2 separate regions of the Homo sapiens genome follow, and region 2 is linked to region 1. The links are chromatin loops, found by intact Hi-C in ENCODE. Cell type or tissue: A673. All regions are shown on one strand. Each heading gives the region's core, and the rest is flanking DNA. Links, peaks and the distances in the headings are about the cores only.

The links. A loop is a pair of places that touch in the nucleus more often than their neighbours do. Peaks named below come from ENCODE experiments on the same cell type or tissue, not always from the same donor. Only the 100,000 strongest peaks of a DNase experiment are listed, where the experiment ranks them.
Region 2: a loop joins it to region 1, with 11 times the contacts of the local background. A loop is called at or near these places in 8 of 110 quality-filtered maps.

Annotation. Positions count from the first base shown.
Region 1 is chr11:78,637,378-78,650,203 of GRCh38, reverse strand. No RefSeq gene overlaps it. Among named protein-coding and RNA genes, the nearest start is that of NARS2, 69 kb to the right of the region's middle. In A673, for the core only: CTCF peaks have their summits at 3,209, 3,426 (motif pointing left), 4,610 and 4,815 (motif pointing left); DNase peaks (open chromatin) are centred at 3,403 and 4,783; H3K27me3 peaks cover 1,781 bases.
Region 2 is chr11:80,150,846-80,163,671 of GRCh38, reverse strand. LOC105369406 (a long non-coding RNA gene) reads right to left here. Exons shown (of 4, transcript XR_950350.3): 2 at 6,626-6,697; 3 at 6,360-6,446; 4 at 5,180-5,269. Among named protein-coding and RNA genes, the nearest start is that of LINC02720, 610 kb to the left of the region's middle. RefSeq lists an enhancer at 5,785-6,350. In A673, for the core only: a CTCF peak has its summit at 8,045 (motif pointing right); a DNase peak (open chromatin) is centred at 8,081.

The sequences.
Region 1 (12,826 bases), core at 1,576-9,575:
CACTCAATCAGGGAGTCTAGAAAGATTCAGAAAACAGACTCTGTGATACTAAGGAGCATGTGCTCTCTGTCACTATTCCAGAAGCCTCGGCATCCAAGCTTGCTAGAACCCAGAAATCTCAGAGAGGTGGCCTGAGGCCCACCCAGTGGACTCAAGAGGCTCCATTAGCTTGAGCTCAGTCTGGCGTCTGAGACATTGCCAGTTTTACAGCAGCCAGGGCTCCAACACTACGGAGTGTGAGGGTGCAGACTGGATGGTACAGGAGCAGAATTCTGTTGGCAGCAGAATCCCATCAACACCCAAGAGTCTGGTCCAGACCCTGGAGGTGTCAGTCTAGGCAGAGGGGCTAGAGGAACAAGCAGGGCAAGGTGATAACGTGGCAGTGAGATGGACACAAGTGCCCTGGTGTCCACACTCGACTCACATGGGTTTGGTGGTGGGGAGAACCAAGCTCTGGGGGACACAATCTCATCACCTGCCCATAGCCATGATTCTGTGACAGCAGGACCAGCCCCAGCCCCCACGTCCTGCCCATGGCTAAGGTTCCTAATGTGCTCTATCAGCCTGTGATCTGGGCTAAAAACTCAGCGCCTCCAGCTGGCTTGGGGGTGGAGAGAGGGGGAGTACCCAAGTGCTAAGAAAGTAGCTCCAACAAAACCTGCTTTCCACGGTACCAAAGGAGAACTCAGGGAGGGCTGAGTGAAGAGAGGAAGGAACCCGAGAAAATTTCCTGGAAGAGGTGGATTTAGTGAGAAAAGATCAGGTGAGAGGAAAGTGTGTTTTTCATGTGGACCTGGGGGAGCCTGGGCCTCCGAGCCTCACTTCTGGAAACCAAGTCCAGTAAGCATGAAGCCAAAATTTCCTGGGGCTCCAATCCAGCATGTCTCCACTTTTTTCACACTGCAAAACCCACAATGGTTGATGTTTGATGTAGGACCCACTCCCATAGGTATGCCTAGATTTGCGATGACGTGGGTGGCGGTGATCTGCAAATCCCAGCACGCAGGAACACCTCTTCTTTTTCCCCCACTCATAAAGCATCTCAGAATGCAAGCAAGAAAGAGAAAGATCACGTTACAGGGACAATTCTGAAGGCATGCTAATTTATAGCAAAAATAATTTGCCAAGTAGTACTTTAGTATTCATAATGACTGACTCCTGGCCCATTGCTTCACTGTTTGTAGTAACACAAAGACCAGGAACAATTGCTACCTCCTTTTTTCTCCTCTTTCTGTTGTGGGTCAGGGAGTTCCCCATAAACAGATCCTGAGATAAGGATGTGTCTGAAAGTAGGTTACTAGGAAGTGGTCCCAGGGAAAATGGGTACACAAATAGAGATGAGGGAGAGGAAATAGGGAGGGCCGATCAAGGGTGTGAAAATCCAGCAAAGTTCCAAGAGAATAATTTTGGCTAAGTCCTGCAGGAGAGTTGTGGAAACATAACAAGTCACACCTGGGAGTTTTCCCCCTGGGGGCAGGCAGCTGGGCTTTTGACACCTCTGCACCTGCCAGTCATCAGTTAAGGGCTGCTCCTGGGACTGTCTTTACCCAGGCACTTCTGGCTCTCCGTGCACTCAGGCAAAATGAGCTCTGGCAGCCTGAGGACAGCCTGCCTACAAAGACTCCCAGGTGTTAGCTGCTGGGAATGAAAGCACACAGGCTTCATTCATTTCCATCCAAGAGGGTTGAAGGAGTCTCACAGCATCTACTGAAATCTCATATCCTACGCCGCAGTAGGCACCTAGTAAATGCTGGTTGCTTATTGGCTAGCAAAGGATGCATCCAAGAGAACAGGACACAATAATCACGTGCATTAAAGCTGACGCGGGGTGGGGGGACCCCACCTATTTGGTTTACCACCGTATCCCTGGTACCTGGCACAGGAACCTTGTACACAGGTTTGTTAGATAAATGATAAATGGATCTCCCCATGGTGATGTTGTTATCTGAGAGCTGCTCCAGGTCTCCCTAGTTCCCCCCATCAGTTCTTGCCTGACTCAGCTGATGCTGCCTGAGACCACAGAGCTCAGGAGGAGCTCACTGGGGCTTCATCACATGGTGACCCACCTCACTGAGCAAGTGCCACCCAACTGTTAGGCCCAACATCTGCCCTGTTCTCTCTAATCAGATGCTTTTGAGGACAAGCAGTGTGGCTCAGTAGACACGATAGGTGTGGGCTGCAGACCCAGTACTTCCTACATTTAATCTCATTTGAACCTACAACAAAATTCATGGTAGGTATTATTACCTTCCATTTTGCAGATGAGCTTTATAAGACCCAGAGATGGTTTGTGCTATTAAATGATAGAATCAGCATCAGTCCAGATTTACCTAACTCCAAGTTCTAGGCTATCGATCTTACATCTTAAAGCTCAGGAGTGAGGGAGTTTCTGATGTGACAGGCTTCATACATTGACATCTGAAGATGGACAACCACCTTTCCAGTGCCCAGAAAGTCACCCATCCACAGGCACAAGGCTCACCTGAGACTTCGCTCAACTCCAAATTTAGGGCTGGCTCCAAAGGCGTGCGACCTGTGTAGTCACACAGGGTCCTGCGCTTAGGGCCCACTCTTGGTTTAATGCTCTGCTGTTGCCATCTTGAAACACTTAATTTTTGAACAAGGTCCTGTGTTTTCACTTTGTACTGGGCTGTGCAAGTTATGGAGGCAGCCCTGTCCACACTGCTTACCCAGTGTGAACAAACTTTCAGCATTCTAGGACATTCTCAAGAACCTGAGGCAGAGGATGAGCCCTGGAGCCCCCCAAATGGGTGGGGAAGCTGTGGGCAGGAAAGCCCTTCCATACATGTTGGGTCAGGACTGGATAGAACCAGCCGAGACCTTCCCACCAGCTCCAAGCCAGGAAACCCCCACTCAGTGGTAAACATCTAAGTCCATTAAGTGGCAAAGACTTGGAGCACAGGTAAAGACTGTGGGGCACAAAGAAACTACAAACCTGTTCTGCCTAGGGGAGGATAAATCAGGAGAGGCTTCTAGAGGAAGGCAACCCCTTAACTGTTCAAAGAAAGAAATGAAGAAGAGCATTCCAGGTGGAGGGTGTCGTAGAGTTAAGGTACCAATGTGTCCTGCGGGTGGCTTGGCATATCGTGGGGGAGCCAGGGGAGGGGCCTTAAGAGTTAGGGCTGAACAGGTGGGCAGAGGCCAATCAGGTAGACTTGACTTTTCCTCCTCCTCCTCTGGTTTTCTTAAATATTCATGCACACACCATGCACATTCTCCTGGGTTAGTCTCCATTTCCACCCAAAATCTTGCCAGATGGCTGGGAAGCATTTATATGAGAAGCTTTATTTTCTCCAGCTAGGCGTTTATCTGCTCTTCCACTCTACTGTACAGGACAGGTGATGTATTAACACACCCCTGATTTCTTCACATTGATAACGCCACCTAGTGGCCACCTGTCACACTTTCCCATTCCTCCAAATTGATAGGCAGAAAAACATGGGTGAGATCAGGTAAGATCATGCTCATCCCTTGTCCTGCTCCTGTACTTCCTAGAGTTCAGACGACCTCCATAGGAGAACCCTTTCGACCTGTACAACAGTCCCAAGGTTCAGCAATGACTCTCAGATGATGCCCTAAAAGCACCTCACACTCTCACACCAGAAAGGAAAAGCAGGAAAATTAGCTCTAGCAGTCCCTACCTTCCCTCTGCTCCCTGGGCCAATGTGAAGAGGATCCTTCAGTTCTGAATGTGGTGCCCCCAGCACCATACAGACAACTACAGAGGCTGCTGCTGTGCCTGAGGTTGGAAAAAGGTGGACAAAACAGCACTCACGACTCATGGGGCTTGGAGAGATTTAACTTAGGCATCTTTAAACAATCAATGATGCTAACAGCAATAACAAGCAGAACAAGGAGGAGGAGAAGGAGCTATTTCTTGAGAGCCATTCCCTCTATCAGACAACCACACTAGGCCTTTTACACTTCTTCCTTGAATGCATTTTTGTAAGTTCATTAAATCTTTCCCACTGCAAGGAAAGCTTCAGATGGCAATTAACATGTACTGGGTGCCTACAATGTGTCAAGCAGTTTCCTAGGCACTTTGAATGCATTTGCTCATTTATTACTCACCACAGTACAACAAGAGAGGTACTGTTAGTATCCAATTTTCAGGCGGAGAGGCAGGCACTTGCCAAGGGCATGTGAGGTAGCAAGCAGATGGAACTGGGAGTTGAAGCTGAGCAACCTAGTTCCAGGCTTGCACGATTCATCACTACCCAGACTCCCTCCTAGGCTGAGACAAAAAGAAAATGTGTACACCCTGTCCTGGAATTTACTGGTCTACTTAGGAAGAGAGATATATAACTGAAGATCCATAAGGCATTCACTTATTTACTCATTCTGCAAACTTTCCCTCAAGGACATCTTACACCAGGTGTGGATGAGTGTGTAGGTGTTAATTCCCTCAGTCTGGTGGGAAGAGAAGCTAAGCCAGGTTGTACCTGCACACCAGTGATTCAGGATGAGGCAGCAGGCACTGGGACTCACGGGATGAGAAACAGAGTTTGGGGACAGCTGGCCAGGCAGTGCCCAAGCCCTGGTCTAATGGGGTCTGAAGAATACCTCTCTGCCCAGCAGATAAGGAATTCTCAGCAAACTGCTAGCCCTTATTATATCTAAAAAGCTCCACCGATTCTCTTCCTTTAGCTTTATCCCTCCTACCTAGGAAGAGAAGGTGAATACTGTCTGATGGGTGGTCAAGCAGGACCTAGCCTCTTGCAGCAAAAACAGAACTAGCTCTTCCTGGGTCCAAGGCTCCAGATAAACTGGCCTGAGCTGCCATCTACCGGCCAACTGTGCACACTGCAGCAGATACTGCCAAGGCCACCTTCTTGACCAGGTGCAGAGGGATGGAGGACTAAGGTGGCTGAATTCCTTAACTGTTAAGACAGGGGGAGGCTGTCATCTCCTAGTGTGTTACAAACAAAAGGAGACTGAGACTCTGAGAGGTGGCACAAGGTAGTAATCATTTCCATTGACCATTTGCCAGGCACTGTGAAAAGCACTTCACATTGCTCTTCTAATTGAATCTTAAGAATCTCGTGAGTACTATTACTTATCCCCCCTTTATGTGTTGTGTTTCTGAAGTCTCTCCATTCTATAATAGTTTTCCCTTCTTTTTAATGCTATTTATTTATTAAAGAAAAAGGTTATTTGTACTCCAGGATATCTCACAACCTGGATTTAGCGGCTAGTTCTTCATGGTGTCACTTTACTTGTTCTCAGGCCTCATAATTCCTAGAAGCTGGCATGTAGCACTAAAGGCTTAATTAAATTCAGGTTCAATTGTTTTAAGCAAGACTAACTCATAGGTACTTTCTATTACATCTAATGGGGGACACATAGTGTTTGATTATTCTACTTCTAGTGATAAGATTTGGTGACGTTAAATAAAAAAATGCTGACTTCTTAGTCTATTATTCCTTCATTAACTGGAACTCTTCTTTAAATAAGTAAAATATCCAAGTAAGTGGAGCAGTTAGAGAACCTGCACAGGCTGCATAGAGCAGCTATGTGGAGCCGAAAAGCAAATAGTGGCAGCCAGATTGGAGAAGAACAAAATTTGGAGGGCCACTGAACTGGCAGAATTCACCTCCCTTTTCCACTCTGGTATCCCCACGCCTTGACTCAGGTAGTTGAAAGTCCAGAGGTGCGCATCCAAAAGAAACCTCTATTTCACCTCGAGGAGTGGGAAGGGGCCCCCTGAGAGTGGCAGCATTAACAGCGGAGGCCCATAGACATGGGGGAAGCTTCTCTCTGATTGGAGGAGCGGGGGTGTCAAGAGTATGGGTGAACCTCCACTACATTTTCTCTCTGTCCTTTCACCAATTGGTCCTAGATGCAGGTGCAGTAGCTGCAGCAAGTGTGTGTCAGAGAGAGGCAAATAAAGCCTGAGATTTCTGGCTGGAAAACCTAAAATGTGGGCCTCAGGGCAATGAAAAATACCAAGGGAGATGGTGATGATGGAGAAGCTCAAGACAGTGGTAAAGTCGTTTGTGAATGCCCAGACTCATCCCTGAGCATCGCATGCATAGATCTGATCCTACGCAGTATGCCATAAACTTTGAGAACTGAACTCAGAAAAGAGTCCGTGGCTCTGGTCCCAGACTGCCCATTGGGTGGCACACATGCAGAACAGATTTGAATAGCCTGACAGTGTCTTGGAAAACCAAGCAGACATTGAAACCACAATCTATAGAAGGTTGGTCAAAACATGTTCTGAACCCAATCTAGTCAAATGCTTGCAAAAAAAAAAAAAAAAAAAAACTCTCCATAGAATTAAGATCCAGTGTTATAACATTTGAAGTAGTCAAGACACTTGGCCTATGAGGAAAATCTTAGCCAATACTGAGATGACACATATGTTGACCTTATCTATGAAAGACTAAAGCAGCAATATAAAAGTGCTCCAAAAGTGAGAAGGAACATACTTGAAACAAATGAAAGGTATGAAGTCTCAGAAAAGAAATAAAATATATAAAGAAAAACCAAATGAAAATCTGACAACTAAAAAAACACAATGACCAAAAGTTTAAACATTCACTGGATGGGCTCAATATGGCAGAATGGAGATGACAGAAAAAGAATGAATCAGCTTGAAGACAGACATTTTAAAATAGCCAATTTAAACAACACAGAGGAAAAAAGACTGGAAACAATGAATACAGCCTCAGGGATGTATGGGACCACATGAAAATGTCTAATTGTGCCATTTGAGTCAGAGAAAGAGAAGAGACAGTGCAGTGCAGAAAACATGCTTACAGAAATAAAAACTGAAAACTTTCCGAATTTGGAGAAAAACATAAACTTACAGATTCAGGAAGCCCCGGAAACTCCAAGCAAGACAAATTCAACGAAATTCATTCCTAGACATTATAACCAAACTACTGAAATTAAAAGCAAAAGAAAAAAAAAGAGAATGTCCGGAAAAAAATAACACATTACTTATACGGAAACAATGATTCAAGTGACTGTGAACTTTGCATCAAAACCCATGAAAGCCAGAAGACAGAACATTCTAAAGTGCTCAGAGAAAACAAATGTCAACTCAGAATTCTAAGTCCAGTGAAAATAACCTTTAGGAATGAAGGTAAAAGTAAGAATTCACAAATGAAGTAAAACTAAGAGAATTTTTCATCAGCAATCAGCTCTGCAACAACTGCTCAGGGAAGTTCTTCAGACAAAGGAAATGATAACTGGACAGAACTCTTGGAACATCAGGAGCTGGAAAAGAGCAACAAAAAATGATAATTGTGTAAACATGACAGATTATTCTTCTCTTAAGTACTTTAAAATATGTTTGATTGTTGAAAGTAAAAGAGTCTGAAAGTAAAAGAGTCTCAAAGGGTTTCAATACAGAGGAGGGAGGGTAAAAAGAACTACATAATAATCTTTCTACATTCCACTTGAAGTAGTGAATATTTCTTATTATTTCTGAGCAAAAAATTGAGAACATCTATTCCAATCTCGAGTAATGACTAAAAGACATATAGTAAAAACACAATAATTTAAATACAAGAAAAAAATGTTCAAAGAACCCAAAAGAAGACAGAAAATGAAAAACAAAGAAAAAGCAAATAACAAAATAGAAGGCCTAAATACAAAGATGTCAATAATTACAATAAATACAAATGATTTAAACACATCAACTAAAAGAGATATCAGGATAAAAATATATGACCCAACTATATGTTGTATTTTAAAAATCATCTTAAATATAAAGCTATGCATAAGTTAAAAGTAAAATGATGGCCTAGTACCGTGGCTCGCACCTGTAATTTCAGCACTTTGGGAGGCCAAGGCGAGCAGATCGCGAGGTCAGGAGATTGAGACCAGCCTGGCCAACATGGTGAAACCCCGTCTCTACTGAAAATACAAAAATTAGCCAGTCATGGTGGTGGGCACCTGTAATCCCAGCTACTCAGGAGTCTGAGGCAGGAAAATCGCTTGAACCTGGGAGACGGAGGTTGCACTGAGCCGAGATCATGCCACTACACTCCAGCCTGGGTGACAGAGCAAGACTCCATCTCAAAAAAAAAAGAAAAATGATAAAAATACTGTGAAAACATTAATCAAAAAGCCACAGTGATTATTAATATCAAACAAAGCAGACTTCAAAGCAAATTACCAGAGATAAATTATCACGATAAAAGGGTCAATTCACCAAGAAGATGCAACAAACTTAGATGTGCATGCATTTAACAACAGAGGTTCAAAATGCATGAAGCGAAAACTGACAGAACTGAAAGAAAAAATCAACAAATCCACAATTATAGTTGGAGAGTTCCACATGCCATTTTTAGTAATCAATAGAATTAATGGACAGAAAATCAGCAAGGATATAGAAGAACTGTACTAAACCATCAACCAACTAGATTTAATTAACACTTATATAATACTCTGCCCAACAACAGCCAAATGCACATTCTTTTCAAGTGCACGTGAAACATTCACCAGGATAAACCACATCCTGGGTCATAAAATAAGTTTTCACAATTTTAAGATAATTGAAAGAGTATGTTCTCAAATCAAGAATCTAAACTTTCTACCCTAAGAAACAAGAAAATAAGAGCAAAATTAACAGAAAGCAAGCAGAAAAAAAGGAAATAATAAAGAGCAGAAATCAAATAAACCAACAAAAATATTGAAACTTAGTTATTTAAAAAGATGAATAAAACTATAAAACTTCTAGTAAGACAAAAAAGGGAGAAGACACAAATTACCAATATTAGGAATAAACAGGCTATCACTACAAATCCAACAGAAATTAAAAGATAATTAGAGAATATGAATACATAATTTCTATACACAATACTACACATATAATTTCAACAACTTCATTGAAATAAGTCAATTCTTTGGAAATTATAAGCTACCAAAACACTCAAGATGGAATAAATAACTTCCATAGTACTATAATAATTATTAATAAATTGAATTCATAGTTTTATTGAAAGAGTTGCAAATTCCTTCAGGATAAAATGGTTTCTATAAATGTAACTATTCTTTTCTTCTCTTTTCTTTTTTGTTTTTTGAGATAGGGTCTCATTTTGTTGTCCAGGCTGCAGTGCAGTAGTGTGATCATAGCTCACTGCAGCCTCGAACTCCTAGGCTCAAGAGATCCTTCCACTCAGCCTCCTGAGTAGCTGGGACTGATTTGTAGTACATATGAAGTCAGGTAGTGTGATACTTCCAGCTTTTTGCTCAGAATTGCTTTGGCTATTCCAGGTCTTTGTGATTCCATAGAAATTTTTGGATTGTTATCTCTATTACTATAAAAAATGTCATTGGTATTTTGATAGGGATTGTATTGAATATGTTGATTGCTTTGGAGAGTATGTTCTTTTAAAAAATATCCTTCTGATCCATGAGCATGAGATGCCTTTCCATTTGTTTGTGTCCTCTTCAAGTTCTTTTATCTGCATTTAGTAGTTTTCCTTGTAAGCGTCTTTCATCTCCTTAGTTAATTTTTTCCTGGGTAATTTTTGTAACTATTATAAATGGGATTGCTTTCTTGATGCCTTTTACAGCTAGTTCATTATTAGCGTATAGAAATGCTGCTGATTTTTGTATGTTGATATTGTATCCTGCAACTTTACTGACTTCCTTTATCCATTCTACCCTTTTTTTGGTAGAATCTTAAAGTCTTACTATATAAAAAAATAACATTGTATGCTAAGAGGGACAATTTGACTTCCTCTTGTTAATATGGATGCCTTTTTTTCTTCTTGCCTGACCACTCTGGCTAGATTTCAGTATTATGTGAGTAAGAGTGGTGAAAGTGAGCATCCTTGTCTTGTTCCAGTTCTTAAAGGAAATGTGTCCAAAATTGGTGGGTTCTTGGTCTCACTGACTTCAAGAATGAAGCTGCAGACCCTCGCAGTGAGTGTCACAGTTCTTAAAGTTGGTGTGTCCAGAGTTTGTTCCTTCTGATGTTCGGACGTGTTCGGAGTTTCTTCCTTCTGGTGGGCTCGTGGTCTCACTGGCTTCAGGAGTGAAGCTGCAGACCTTCATGGTGAGTGTTACAGCTCTTAAGGCGGTGCATCTGGAGTTGTTCATTCCTCATGGTGGGTTTGTGGTCTTGCTGGCTCAGGAGTGAAGCTGCAGACCTTCGCAGCGAGGGTTACAGCTCATAAAGGCAGTGTACACCCAGAGTGAGCAGCAGCAAGATTTATCACAAAGAGCAAAAGAACAAATTATCCACTGCGTAGAAGGCAACCCAAGCGGGTTGCCACTGCTGGTTCGGGCAGCCTGCTTTTATTTCCTTATCTGGCCCCACCCACATCCTGCTGATTGGTCCATTTTACAGAGAGGTGATTGGTCTGTTTTACAGAGAGCTGATTGGTCCGTTTTGACAGGGCGCTGATTGGTGCGTTTACAATCCCTGAGCTAGACACAAAAGTTCTCCAAGTCCCTACTAGATTAGCTAGACACAAAGCACTGATTGGTGCATTTACAAACCTTGAGCTAGACACAGGGTGCTGATTGGTGTGTTTACAATCCTTTAGCTAGACACAAAGGTTCTCCAAGTACCCACCAGATTAGCTAGATACAGAGTGCTGATTGGTGTGTTTACAAACCTTGAGCTAGACACAGCGTGCTGATTGGTGCATTTACAAACCTTGAGGTAGACACAGGGTGCTGATGGGTGTGTTTACAAACCTTGAGCTAGACACAGAGTGCCGACTGGTGTATTTACAATCCCTTAGCTAGACATAAAGTTTCTCCAAGTCCCCACCAGATTAGCTAGATACAGAGTGCTGATTGGTGCATTTACAAACCTTGAGCTAGACACAGAGTGCTGATTGGTGTATTTACAATCCCTTAGCTAGACATAAAGTTTCTCCAAGTCCCCTCTAGACTCAGGAGCCCAGCTGGCTTCACCTAGTGGATCCTGCACAGGGCTGCAGGCGGAGCCGCCCACCAGTCCTGCGCTGTGCACCCACACTCCTCAGCCCTTGGGCAGTCCATGGGATCAGGCACCACGGAGCAGGGGGCAGCACTCATCGGGGAGGCTCAGGCCACACAGGAGCCCATGGTGGGGGTTTGGGGGGAGGCTTGGGCATGGCGGGCTGCAGGTCCTGAGCCCTGCCCCACCGGGAGGCAGCTGAGGCCCAGCTAGAATTCGAGCGCAGCACCGGTGGGCCGGCACTGCTGGGGGACCCAGCGCACCCTCCGCAGCTGCTGGCCCAGGTGCTAAGCCCCTCACTGCCTGGGCTGGCAGCGCTGGCCGGCTGGCTGCTCCAAGTGCAGGGCCCGCCAAGCCCACACCCACCTGGAACTCTCACTGGCCCGCTAGCGCCGCGCTCAGCCCCAGTTCCCACCTGCACCTGTCCCTCCACACCTCCCCGCAAGCAGAGGGAGGCAGCTCCGGCCTTGGCCAGCCCAGAGAGGGGCTCACACAGTGCAGCGGTGGGCTGAAGGGCTCCTCAAGCGCGGCCAGAGTGGGCACTGAGGCTGAGGAGTCACTGAGAGCGAGCGAGGGCTGCCAGCATGCTGTCACCTCTCAGAAAGACTTTCAATTTTTCCGTGTTCGGTAGGATGTTAGCTGTGGGTTTGTCATATATGGTCTTTGTTGTTTTGAGGTATGTTCATTTTATAGCCAGTTTGTTCAGAGTTTTTATCATGAAGCAATGTTAGATTTAATCAAATGCTTTTTCTGCATTGATTGAGATAATTACATGGTTTTTGTCCTTCATTCTATTGATGTGATGTGTCACATTTACTGATTTGTATAGGTTGAACTATTTTTGCATCCCTAGGAAAAATCACACTTGATCATGGATTATCTTTTTGATGTATTGTTGGATTCAGTTCACTAATGTTTTGTTGAGAATTTTTGTTTTTGTGTTATTCAGGGATATTGTCCTGTAGTGGTTTTTGGTTTTTTGTTTTTTTCATGTTCTTGTCTCACTTTAGTAGCAGGGTAGTGCTGGCCTCAGAATGAAATAGAAGGCTGGGTGCAGTGGCTCACGCCTGTAATCTCAACACTTTGGGCAGCCAAGATGGGCAGATGGCTTGAGTTCAGGAGTTCAAGACCAGCCTAGACAACATGGAAAAACCCAGTCTCTACAAAAAATACGAAAATGAGCTAGGTGTGGTGGTGCATGCCTGTAGTCCCAGATTCTCAGGAGGCTAAGGTGGGAGGATCGTTCAAACCCAAGAAGCAGAGGTTGCAGTGAGTGGAGGTCATGCCACTGTACTCCAGTGTGGGCAACAGAGCGAGACTCTGTTTCAAAAAAAAAAGAATGAAATAGGAAGAATTCCCTCCTCTTCAATTTTTTGGAGGGGTTTGAAAAGAATTACCATTCATTCTTCTTTATAAGTTTGGTAGAGTTCAGCAGTAAAGCCATTCAGTCCTGGGATTTTCTTTGTTGGGAAACTTTCTATTACTAACTCAATCTTTTTTTTTTTTTTTTAGATGAAGTCTGGCTCTGTCGCCCAGGCTCGAGTGCAATGGCGCAATCTCGGCTCACTGCAACCTCTGCCCCACAGGTTCAAGCAATTCTTCTGCCTCAGCCTCCCAAGTAGCTGGGATTACAGGCACATGCCACCACGCCTGGCTACTGGCTAATTAATTTTTGTATTTTTAGTGGAGATGGGCTTTCACCATGTTGGTCAGGCTGGTCATGAACTCCTGACCTCAGGTGGTCTGCCTGCCTTGGCCACCCAAAGTGCTGGGATTACAGGCGTGAGCCATCCCGCCCGGCCTCAGTCTTACTTCCTGTTACTAGTCTGTTGAAGTTTTCTATTTGTTCCTGGTTCACTCTTGGTAGTTTATTATACATGTCCAGAAATGCATTCA
Region 2 (12,826 bases), core at 3,170-11,169, 1.5 Mb before region 1:
CTGAGTGACCCGCTAGAACAGCCAGGCATATTTCAGGTCATTAATCACACAGGAAAGCTGGTCATCTCTTTGTTTTCAACATGTCACAGACAACCTGGAATTACTCCAGATGGACCCATTGACTTTGGAGAATTTTATAGTGCTGATTCCTTTTTCACAGAAGAGTAGTTTGAGTGATTATTATATCCTCTCAAAAACAGGTACATCTCCTGTCCTGAATTTAGCTTAGTGAAATAACTCCTGCCCTTCTCAGGAAAGAATCTTCTGTAGCCACCTTTAATCTTGCCTTCCAGAGAGGATGAAATGTTCCAAGCGATGGGAAATTTGTGTTCCTCTGCATTTTCACTTTGTGTTTCCCTTTTCACTTCTCTAGTGCACATTTCCATAGTGAAGAAGCTGGTAATGGATGGGGCAAGGAGGCAGGAATCCCATACGTCACTTGACTCAGAGATTCCTAGTACAGGGCGTGTGCCAAGTAAACCACACTCAGCATTCTTTGGGGCCCACTGCCCTGGAGATATGGAGCCTGGTGAGACCAGAGAGAGACAGCAGGTTTAAAAGGGTGAGCCTATCTATGTCACATAGAATTCAGAGACATACTGTTCTCCAGGTGACTTTTTATTTTATTTTTAGAGTGTTTTTTGTACATACATATCTGGGACTGGAGGTCGGCTGGGAGCATGCAAGAAATGCAGGCTCTCAGGAATCAAAGGGAGAGATCAGTTTCCTCCATTTATTTTCTGTAAGCTAAACATTTCTTTTGTGGTATGGTTTTGGTTCCCTTCAAGGCCCAGTTCACCCCCTCTCAGTGTACTGCTGCTGGCCCTGAAGGTTAGACTTCCCACCATCATGAAGTGTTCTGACATCCCACTGCCATTACTTGTCTCACTAGAAGCCAGTAATAATCTGTCAGAATTGCTGTGGCTTAAATGTGCCAATCACGTATAGCATTTATTTTTCCCATTGAGCTGTTAGTTTGTTTCTTTGGCTTGCCTTTAGCCACAGGCTGCGGGTCATATGATGAAGATGGTTTTATTGTTTATAATTATAATAAGAGCTGTTGCAGGATTTTGCTCACCCTTTAACTGTTACTATTACACAATACCACGATGGCTGGCCAGAACAAAGCCAGGCTGGAAGTACGGCTAGAATATTAGGAGTGGGGTGAGAAGGATGAACACTCACAAATTCAGTATGTCAGGTGGGTTAGGCAGAGGCCATGGGAGTCATCCACATTTTAAAGGACAGAAAGACTTTGTTTCTCCTTTTTCTTATTTGTTTTTGTTTTTGAATAGTGAGAGCACTAACGACACGAGTCTAGGTTCCACCAATCGAACTGAGGCAAATAGATCCTAGAGAGACAAAAAAATAAGCTGTCAATTTCAGGAAGGATATCAGTCAGGCTAGGTGTTCAAATGGGATAAAGGTCAAGACATGTAAACTGTAAAGTGCTAGACAAATCTAAGCTGATTTTACTATCGTGAGAATGAAGCCCAGGAAAAGTATCTGAGAAACCAAAATGCCTGGAATTACTAATGGCCATTATCACAACATGCTATTTGCTGTTTCCAATATGGCATATTTCCTGGTACATTAAAGCTATTTGATGAGCAATTTCTATCTTTTAAAGAACTCCTAGTGTTTTTTCTTAATTTGGAGACATGAATATGCCCAGGATGAGTCAAAGAATAACTGTAAGGTGAAATTTCTTAGGATTGAAAAAATTAATATATTCTCTCTCAATCACTCTATCACGCTAAGACTACTTTGGTGTAATAAAAAATACATATTTTGGTCTTTGTCCCTGGTTCCTGGCAGAGAGTTCCTAAAACTTACACTTTTCTGAGTGGTAAGAGAGTCTTTGGTTATTCGTAATGAGCCCCTTTGGAACAAGCCTATGTCTATACTAATATGGTGACTGAGGTTGGGCCACTAGATAGCCTCAAGATGGGAGCTGGTCACCAGAAAACCAACACATGATTTAAAAAGTGGAAATTCTCAGCCTCTTCTTCCTCCTCACCACAGGGAGGGAGGAGGGGCTGCAGATTGAGTTATGTAAAGTCTTGAATAAGGAGGTTCAGAGAACCTCTGGGCTGGTGAATACCTAGAGGTCCTGGGAGGGTGGTATGGAAGCTTGCCATACACCCCCAACACTGCCCTTCATATCACTCACATTTGACTCTTCCTGCATCCTTTTATAATAAACCAGTAAATGTAAGTAAGTTTATATAGTGTTTTCAGGAGTTCTGTGAGCCCTTCTGGCAAATTATTGAAACTGAGAGAGGATCAAGGGAACCCTGTAATTTGCAGCCAAGTTGGAGAGAAATATAGGTAGCCTGGGGACCTGGGATTTGCTGCTGAGATCTGAAGTAAGGGCAGTCTTGTGAGACTGAATCCTTAAATCTGCTGACTTAAATGATGCTGACTCCAGGTAGCTAGTGTCAGAATGAGAGGGAACTGTTGTACACCCAGTTGGTGCTGGAGAATCAGAGAGCTGCAATGAAGCATAGGAGACAGATGAACTTCTTAGGAGTGAAAATCTTGGGTGCTTCCTCTAGCTTTGCCACTAACCTTAGTTGTGACACTTGTCACTGAAGAAATGATACTTCAATATAAGCTAAAACATGATAATGATGAGTATGTATTAGGGAGATAATGTGCTTACTATGAAACTGTATTTCTTTTTCTGGGAAATACAGACCTTATTCAACATTTCACCACCAGAGTTACATAACTTTCATCATTTTACTCACTTGCTCATAAATGTTTTGTGACTCCCTTCAGAATTAATAAAAGCCACTCAATTTGGCCTTCAGATTGCCCTGTCATTTTAGCTTTTATGTGTGTTTTTAGCCTCATACTTTGCTCTATCACATGTCTAGGATTTTGAAGTTGTAGGACCTCCTGATTTGATAGAAAATATAATGGCTTCATATCCTGGTTTGCTCAAGTAAAAGCGGTGGCCTACATACAATTAATACTGCATGTGTGTCCCTCATAGATATATTCTGAGTCTCAGTTTTCATGGCTGTATATGGGATCTCATATGGGATGAATTGTGTTCCCCCAAATTCACATATTGAAACCTTAACCCCACTACCACAGAATGTGAACTTCATTGAAAATAGGTTCTTTGCATATAAAACTGTTCATGTTAAGGTATGGTCATAATGTAGTAGGATGAGCCCCTATTCCAACATGTCCGGTGTTCTTGTAAAAGGGGGAGATTTAGATAAAGACATGGAAGGGAGAACACCATGTGATGGTAAAGGCAGAGGAGGGGGTGATGCTTTTACAAGCCAAGGAACACCAAAGATTGCCAGCAAACCACCAGAAGCTAAGGGAGAGGCAAGGAGCAGATGCTTCCAACCCTCAGAAGGAAGCGACCCTGCAGATACCTTCATCCAGGACTTTGAACCTTCAGAACTGTGAGCCAATAGATTTCTGTTGGTTAAGCCACTCAGTTTATGGTGCTTTTCTACAGCAGTCCTAGGAAACTAATATAGATACTAGTATCAAGTTCATTGGCCTGATTTTTTATTGTTTTGTAAGATTTGAAAGAGATAACCATGAAAATAAAGCACTTAATATAACGTCTGGCACAAAGTAAGTGTTCAGTATAAACATCTTGAATAAGTACATAAGCAAATGAATAAATATTCATTTGTACAAATAAACATCATTAAGTACATAAATGTATGTCTATTCATTTGTTTATGTACTTAATACATAAAATTTTATTTATGTATTTAATATATTTGATGTTTCCATTGTGTTTGCACAATTATTGGAGAAATGGAGATGTTGACCTGAAGGAGAAACATGCCAATTATTATAAAGGCCAGAGTCTATCCCTAGTGGCTAAGAAAGTTTGATATCTGCTTTTCTGTGCTGTTTTGAACTGTCCGTACTCCAATATCAATGTTTGTGATATTATTTTTTGTTGTCTTTGTATTTTAAGGATATCCTACATGGAAAGGCAGCTTTGATTTAGGAATACAGAGAGACTGAATTCTATTATCTAATGCAGTTATATTTATCATTTCCATCCAACTTGTCTGTTCCACCTGAAAAATCCTAGATAAGACTTTCATAGTTGGCAGGTTAAATAAAGCATTTATGAAGAACTCTAGATCTTTGCAAATCTGGCCCTTTTAAATACTTCTACCCTGAGAGTCTATACTGATCGCCTTATAAATATCAAAGTGTTCCAAGAAAACAGTGAATGTTGGTACCTAAAAGTAATCAAAAGCCACATCTTGCACATAAAATTGGCAATTCTTAAAGAAAAAGAATACCTAATGATGAGGATGTGGGAACATGGGCTGGTGGGTGCTTAGAGTAGATTGAATTTTCAGGGGAGCAAATAGGGAATGTGTATCAAAGACACAACAATGTGTACATTCTATAAGACTCAGCAATTCCATTTTTAAGAGTTGATCCTAAAGAAATAACATTAGATGTAAACAAACAGTCATGCAAGGATGTTTATTACAATGTTGTTTATAAAAAGAAAAATTTAAATCAATTTAAATGGTTAGGAGTAAATATTACATTAATTACATTAATTGTTAGATTATTAAAACCCACATAATTGATGTCTACACAAATATTGGAAATGTTGTCACTGAAATATGATCAGTTTAAAAGTACATCATTTATTTTAGCTGTATCTATCTATCTGTATTCATCTTGGAAGAAATGATATTTTGTTCTACCACATTTAACAGCAGGGCATGTTATACTTCTGTATATCTCTAAATAAAATTAATTCTGCTCCAACATCCGCCTACATGACTATTGCTAATTTCATTCTCAGACATTAGTGGGTGGTATCCACGGGATCCTACAGAAACCCCAGGTTTATGTGTTGCCATAATCTGGGGGAGTTATTTGGCTTCTTGTACCATTTTAGAGAGGCTCACCATCCAAGCCAATATTTTCCATTCTAATGCCAGTAGCTTCATTCACCAAACATGAGGATATTTTGCTGCAGCTTCAAAAACCATGACCCTTAGTGTGAACTCCCTCTTGCACTGCTGTACCGCTCTCTCAGGGGCCTTGCCACAGCTCCCAGTAGCTCCATGGAAACAGGACACAATTCTCTGGCACTAAGGGCCCAAAGTCTCCTTCTTGTCCTCAGGGCATCTCACTTGGTTCTCCCAGGTTGGGACCTCTTGCACATCTCAATTCCAAGCACCAGCCTCCGCAACCTTCAAGTTTAAGCCTGCTTAGTAGAGCCTTCTTCATTGAGTCAAAAATACCAGTGCTACAAAAGAAAATCCCTATTTGTTGGGAGTTGTGGGATGAGATAAAGTAGAAAAGGTGGGAGAAAGAAGTTCATACCTGAAAGGACCCACTGCCGCCGTTCTTTTTTGGATTGGGAAAATAGATGCTGAAATCAGTTCTTTTGCTAATAAACCCATTTAATCAGCTTATTCTACACTGGATCTCAGTAATGAAATGACCTTTAGATCTTGCTCAGGCTTTTCCTTTCAGCAGGACCTAGAGCCACATGCTTCCATCTTTCTCCTTCAGTTTCATCATCTATAAAATGGGAATTTAAAATATGGCCTAATCATATGTAATAATACTTCTCAAATAGCTGTCAGACAAAGGTGAGTGTTTGCAAGCTTTATTGAAAGGGGCCTTTAGGGCCAATGCCTGTGGAGGAAAGAAAGCAGCTGCATTGAGCAGAGGGAGAAGTTGGGCTGCAAAGCAGTTACAACATAACCACTCCCATAAGAAGCTCTGAAACTGGGATTGCCTTTCAGTGGGGTCCCAAGTTGTGGGTGGGTAGGCAGCCCTTTATTCTCTCATATGAGTGAGTTATCTTATACAGACTGGCCCTGGAAGGAGGCAAGAATTTGAGAGGCAGTTCTTTATGGCTGAGGCAATTATTGGTGAGGGCTAACAACGGAGCACTCTCTGCAAGATAACATTCCTAACCTTACTAGCAGTTGGGAAATATGTGCTTCAGTCCTAAAGGGGAGCCCTGGAAGGAGCACATCCAAGACAGTAGCTAAATAATATGACATTGACAAAGAGAAACTGTGCCTAGCACCTGGCACATATTAAGAGCTCCATTAACATTAGAATGTGTGTGCTTCGGGTTCATTAATATGCTTGAAATGTCAAAGACTAAAACGTCAACAGTGTTTAACTTGGGGGTGGGACCATGGCTACTTGCTGTTTTCTCTGTTTTTCTATGCTTTAAATGTCACAATTGTCTATGTCTGAGGCTACTTTCCAACTACCTGGTACAGTTATCAGTGGATGTTATATTCACTAGGTGGCCAAGCGGTGTCCTATGAAGTTTGAAGGAAAAACATACCACCTTAATCAGGTTTCTGACTTACACCACTTTGTTACACTTGACCATGTGTTCAAACATATTCTCCCAACACTTTGTAGAATTCTGTGCTTCAGAGGTACCTCATAAATGTCTATTGAATAAATGAATCAAGGAAAATAAAAATGCAGTATCATCTCATACCCTGCTTGCATACATTTCTTCCCCCATTCATTCGGTAATTTATAGTTTTATTCATTCATGTATACTTGCATTTATTAAATAATCATCTATTAAACTCACACCCTGAACCAAATATTAATCTAAGGGTACAGCCACTACTAAAGGATTAATGTGATGAGAACTCCAGGCATCACTTGAGTTGATCAATTAAGCTTCAGTTATCTGCAGTATAAAGAAGAAAGTTAGTGTAGTTAAGATGGTAGAAGAATCAGCAGCATCACTCAAGACAGGCAGAGGTGTGAGTTTTGGGACTTATAAATCCTCACTTGGGGGATGCCTAGTTGCAAATGATACTATTTGTGTGAGTGAAGATCAGATCAAAGCTATAGAAAATTCAATTCTGCCCCACTCATATTCCAAGTTCAGTCTTATGTATATAAGAATAGAGCAGGGGTCTAGTCAGTGCTGGGTTTGCCTCCTACCAGGCAAGTGTATTTTATCAAATTTTGAGTTGTGCAATATGCAACATGACTACAGAGTAAAGCACAGAACTACAACCCTCAGCATTGAAAATAATTCTCACTTATTACCCTCAGACTTCCCAGTCTGGCCACACTGGTCTAAATGCATTCCTAATCTTTGAGCTGCCGAACTAGAACAAGGATCAGCTACATAGGAGTCTCTGGACATCATGATAATAGGCCTTAGGCCAGTTAGATGATATCTTTTAGAGAGTAACCATAACTTGAGATACCAAGGCTTAAGATACCCAGTCTATTTGATGAAATAGAGGATATAGAACATATGCAAAAGTTACACCAACAAGACCAAAAAAGATAAGTATTCTAAGACAGGTAACAACAAGGTATAGTAAGACCTGGGTAAAAATAAAACTAGCACTTCATGGTGATAAGCTGAAGGGGGTGGTAAATAAACACTTAAGGGAGAAAGTGGCACTTTAGTTGGCTTTACTGTAAACATGAATAGGAGAGAGTATTCTAAATAAAGCTAATGACATGAACTAACCAAGAAAAATAGGCACTACCTGTAAATGCGAATAGGAAAGCCATGAAATAATGTATGTGAAATAGTTTTGTATCCTTTAAAATGTGAAGCACCACATTAGTTATTTATTATTATTGTTGTTATCCACGGTCTTCATCTTGTTTTGTGGAACAATATTTCAGTGTCCTATTTCTTAGGAAACATATGGGAAAAAATGTCATTTTTCTTTGATACATGCCCACACAGGTCAGCCACTTTCTGATAATATCATGTCTATGGGTCCTTCCTAATCACATTTGACCTCTTCAGGTTACATTGTTGGCTTTCTTAAGCATTAAATAACTGGAAGAGAACCACTGGTTGAGGTCAGATTATTTATTAGGATCAATAGCTTTGAATGATTTGGGGTAGATGTGGTGCACTTTCCATTTGAAAGGTCAAAAATCTGTCAACTAGCAGTAAATGCTCTTAGCTCAGATAAGGCATGGTAGAATAGCATAAAATGTTGATTACACTATCCAGGGGCCATCTTGAAACAACCTCATTCCTTTGGTGTCTAAAAGAACCGCTAGATGGCACTGCTATTTCAAAATGGATTATCTTGGGAAAAAAATGGACGCACCATCACCACCATCCCCACCATCCCCACCCTCCATCGTGTTAATGTATACATTATGCGTGCAGAGTGAACTCAGGTATCTGTTCATTTCACATCCAGTAGATTTTCTTATATAAGAAATGGAGATAGTGATAGCACTTAGTTAATGTTCTTGTGAGGATCATGTTCAATAATGGATAGTAAGGTATCCTGTAGATTCTAAGAATAAATATTAATTTGTCTAATTATTACCAATAAATGTAAGTCTTATGAGTATAAAGTTAATAAGAATAGAGAAGTAGCTGATAATGATTCCAGCAGCTAAGCTTTATAAGTTAGTCATAAAATGAAAACCCAGTGACAAAGAATGAAGATATTAGAAAACTCCCTAAATTATTTATCTCAAAAGCCCAACTGAGAACAAAAATTCTCTCTCTCTCTCTCTCTCTCTCTCTCTCTCTCTATATATATATATATATATATATATATATGCATTTTATCTAGGATTTTATCTAAATATTGTGTTATGTGTTTATATCTCTACATAGTCTCAATTATACCTCTGGTCTTTACCGAACATCAGAAGAAAAACCCATGAGAAGATCACTTATGTATTTGTTGTAAAAAGTATTGAAAACATTATTCATTGTTTTACCTAGTGATCCCTTATGTAACATCACCAGAGATAAGTTTGCATTGGAATTTATATAAGAAAAATGATAAAGAATCAGTCTACTACATTTTATCAGATCAAAACAGATAATGAAACATATCATGTATCTCCTTGGCTATCAAGAGACTCAGAACCAAGTTTAATGTTCATCCCAATATTAACTCTTATGGCTAACATATCCTGATGTTTCTTCTTTTTACAACTTGAGTCTATTTCTTTCCAGAAACTGTAATGTGTGTTTGCCTTTGTGGTGCTCTACTGCAAATCCTTTTGAAGTGAATTGGAATATTAATAAATACAATCTGATAAAATATTTAAAATGTATAAAAATACCTTTGTCGATTCAAAGTCGCTATAGATTCATTTAACAATTTTTTTTTTTTGCACAATACCCTACTGGGGTTTGTAAACAAAAGATACACATAGCCTTCAATTAGAAACACGTTTTCAGCCAGGTGCGGTGGCTCACGCCTGTAATCCCAGCACTTTGGGAGGCCGAGGCAGGTGGATGACCTGAGGATGGGAGTTAGAGACCAGCCTGACCAACATGGAGAAACCCTGTCTCTACTAAAAATACAAAATTAGCCGGGCGTGGTGGTGCATGCCTGTAATCCCAGCTACTCGGGAGGCTGAGGTAGGAGAATCACTTGAACCCAGGAGGCAGAGGTATCGGTGAGCAGAGATCTTGCCATTGCACTCCAGCCTGGGCAACAAGAGTGAAACTCCATCTCAAAAAAAAAAAAAAAAAAGAAAAAAAAGAAAAGAAAAAGAAACTAACGTTTTCAGAAGGGTAAAATAGATCATACATTGGTAAATCACCTTGCATGATATTATCTAATTTAGTGCTAAGATGAGTTTATCACAATTTACAGCTACGGTAAGGATATCATAAAAGACATAAGAAAAGAAAAGAAAATATTTGGGCTGCAGAGATCTAGAGTGCCTTCCGGGGAAGATGGCTTAAGTAGGATCTAAGGCTCATGAGGATTTAGATAAGCAATCAGGCAAAGGAATGGTAAGAAGAGGAGTGAGAACCTACCTGGTACCTAGGGAACAGCCTGCTAATCTAACCAAAGTGTTTGTTGTGTAGTGTGAACATTAAAAGTCAAAATATGAAGGCTTGAGCACAAGACTAAGGAATTACTACTCCTTATATAAATGTAACTTTTGTGTAAGATTCAGGTTAAATTGAATAGCTCCTCATAAATGATGGCCCTCTAGGCACAGCACTTACCTACTGAACTAATTGCTGATTCCTAAATACCCTGGGGCTGCTCCTTGGGCTCTGCAAATAATTGAAAGCCCAGGTAATCAAATATGATCAGTGTGTAGAAGACATCCACAGCAAAACTCTGGGCAGCTGTTTTGAATTTACGTTTTGATGAGATACAATTCAGCTGAATCTCAACCGTTCAAAAATATGCCTGTTTTTATGAGATGTCAATTTGTGTTGTGCCCAGGTTGGTATCCCTCAAAGTCAAGGTAAAATTTATGTTCCCAGTTGTCAGAAGCCTTTTTCCTTTGTATTATTCCATATACTTGGTCTAAAAAATAATTGTTTGTTTATGAAATTGTTTTTTTCTATTCAGTATTTTTGGAGGATGGTAGGAAGGTATTAGGTATTGGTGAGCAAATTAAATTAACCAGGGTAGTTGATCGTTTTATTTACTCAACACATAGAGTTCTTCAGATATTTAAAATAATTATGCATATTTCCATAGCCCATTTTCCCCAGTTTTCATTCATCAACTATTTCTTAAAAGACATAGCTTTGAGCTGAAACCCTCAGAGCCATCCTTAGATGCTTATTACTCTCCTCTGAACACATTTCTTTTGGTATATTTAGCATATTGGTAGATTTTTACTGTATAAAATACAGATCTGGTCTAAAAATTTCAGATGCAGATGGCCACAGAAGAGAACAGGGCCATCTCCTTTATTATTCCAGTTACTATTAGTATTAATTCATACACATTCAATTATTCAACACATGTTTGTTCAGTATCTACTATGCAGCAGGCACTTCAAGCAGGCAATGGGCTCTGCTCCCATGGAGCTTAGAAGCTGAAGGAAAGCAAGTTGCTAAGCAAATGGAAGTGCTATGCAGTAAAAATTTTGTGAAGGCTACTTTGAAAGGATGAAATAGTTGAGATGTGGTGGTCAGGTAAGTCTTCCTTAAAGAAGTCACCTTAAGTTGAGACTCAAAGAATGAATAAAAGTTGAAAAGATGAAGAGAAAATGGAAAAAAATAAGTCCAGCTGTTTAGGAGGGGGCACACTATTAAACTCTCTGCACTTTAGTTTCCACATCTATAAAAAGGGAGCAATAATAAAGGCTATCATATAGAGTTATGGAAAATAAATGAGGAAGAAAAGTTAGAATAAGACCAGGTATGACAATGACTACACCAACTGTGTTTCTAGGAAGAGGGAATAACAGTCAAGAAAGTCCTCAAGGAGACATATGCTAGGCTTGGTCAAGAAGCTGAGCGAAGAGCAAGGTGGCAGAACACGGAGAGCAAGGGGTTGCATGATGCGAGAATGGAAGGAGAGATCATTCGGCCCCACCACGTAAGAGAGCAGGGGCTTTTTGGAAGCTGCCTAGCAAAACAAAATGACCACCTAGGAGCCAGCAGCTCCCATTTCTCCCACCTGATCTTTAGCTGCTCTTGCTGTTGGTTATATGACTAGGTTGTTGTGTGAATACTTTGTAAAGTATCTGGCTACTGATTTTGCTTCTCTTTTCCTATTAATTTTTATTTAATTTGAGTAATGACTAGACCATCAGAAATAATTCTTGTCCTCCTACCCTACGGAATTAACCTTCGATCTTCTTGGGCTTGAATACTTGTTGGTGTTTCACCTCCCTTTCTGCCTTTACCAAGCTCAGCTATACACAGTTAACTCCTTTAATCTTTTCTCACCCAGTTAGTCCCATTTTCTTAATCATTTTTGTTCCTCCCTTCACTATTCCCTTGAAAATTCCTTTATCTCATGGTCAATTTATCACATAGCCATTTAATTTTTACCAGGCACATAAACCCCTGAGTGGAAACAGCCTTGAGAAGCACATTTGCACTCGCTGCAGCTTCTGCTTTTCTGAATATTTTGCTCTCTCTTGCCTTATAGATTGGTTTATATTCATATTTCAAAATGTTGAGTGCAATTAGCAGGATGTCTCTATGTTAATGATATTGCCATCTCAACTATCCAATCTGGAGGGAGTGGGGGACTGATTCAGAGAGTATAGTTGTAAAAAGAAAAGAAAAGAAAAGAAGAAAATACTGGACTGTATCATCAGACCCACCCCCACCTAACATGTGACGGGCCCAGCCCCTTGGATCTACAGTGTTTCTGTGTGTGGGAGTAGCTAAGCAAGTAGCTCGAGAGTCAGACTGACGGGGTATAAATCTTCACACTGTCGTCTTCCAGGACTGTGACCTTGACTAAGTGATTTAGCTGCTCGATGCCTTGGTTTCTTTACATGTGAAATGAAAATAATAACCCTACCTCTGTGATAGAGTTGCCGTAAAGACAGACTGCAAAGTGCTTAAAAGAGAGCCTTGCAGGAGGTAAGGACTCAGCAAATGTGATTTTCTGTAAAATGGGTACAATAAAACATATCTCACAAGGTCATTGTGGTTACACACATACATGCAGACACACATATCTATGACATGTAAATCCACTAACAACTAGCTAATGTAAAATTTCTTAGTTCACTAAATGTAGTTTATCCCTGTTTCACTATATCTGCTTTTATGAAGACACTGTGTAGAGTTAAACTTTTCAAAAAAAATTTAAAAATAAAATCATCAGATGACTAGTGAAAAATACAATTGAGTGCTTACTGATTTCTTGGAGGAATGATGGCCTTCTAAGGTTTGAAGCAACAAAAGAAATCACAAGGAAAAAGATTGACATATTCAATTACATACAATTTTCAAATGTGGGCACAATGAAAAGATAATCATAAGTAAAATAAAAAGGAAAACAACAGATTGAGAAAAATATTTGCCCCAAATATGCCAAAATTATTGTGAAGATTAAATGAGGATAAATAATGTATGTGAAAA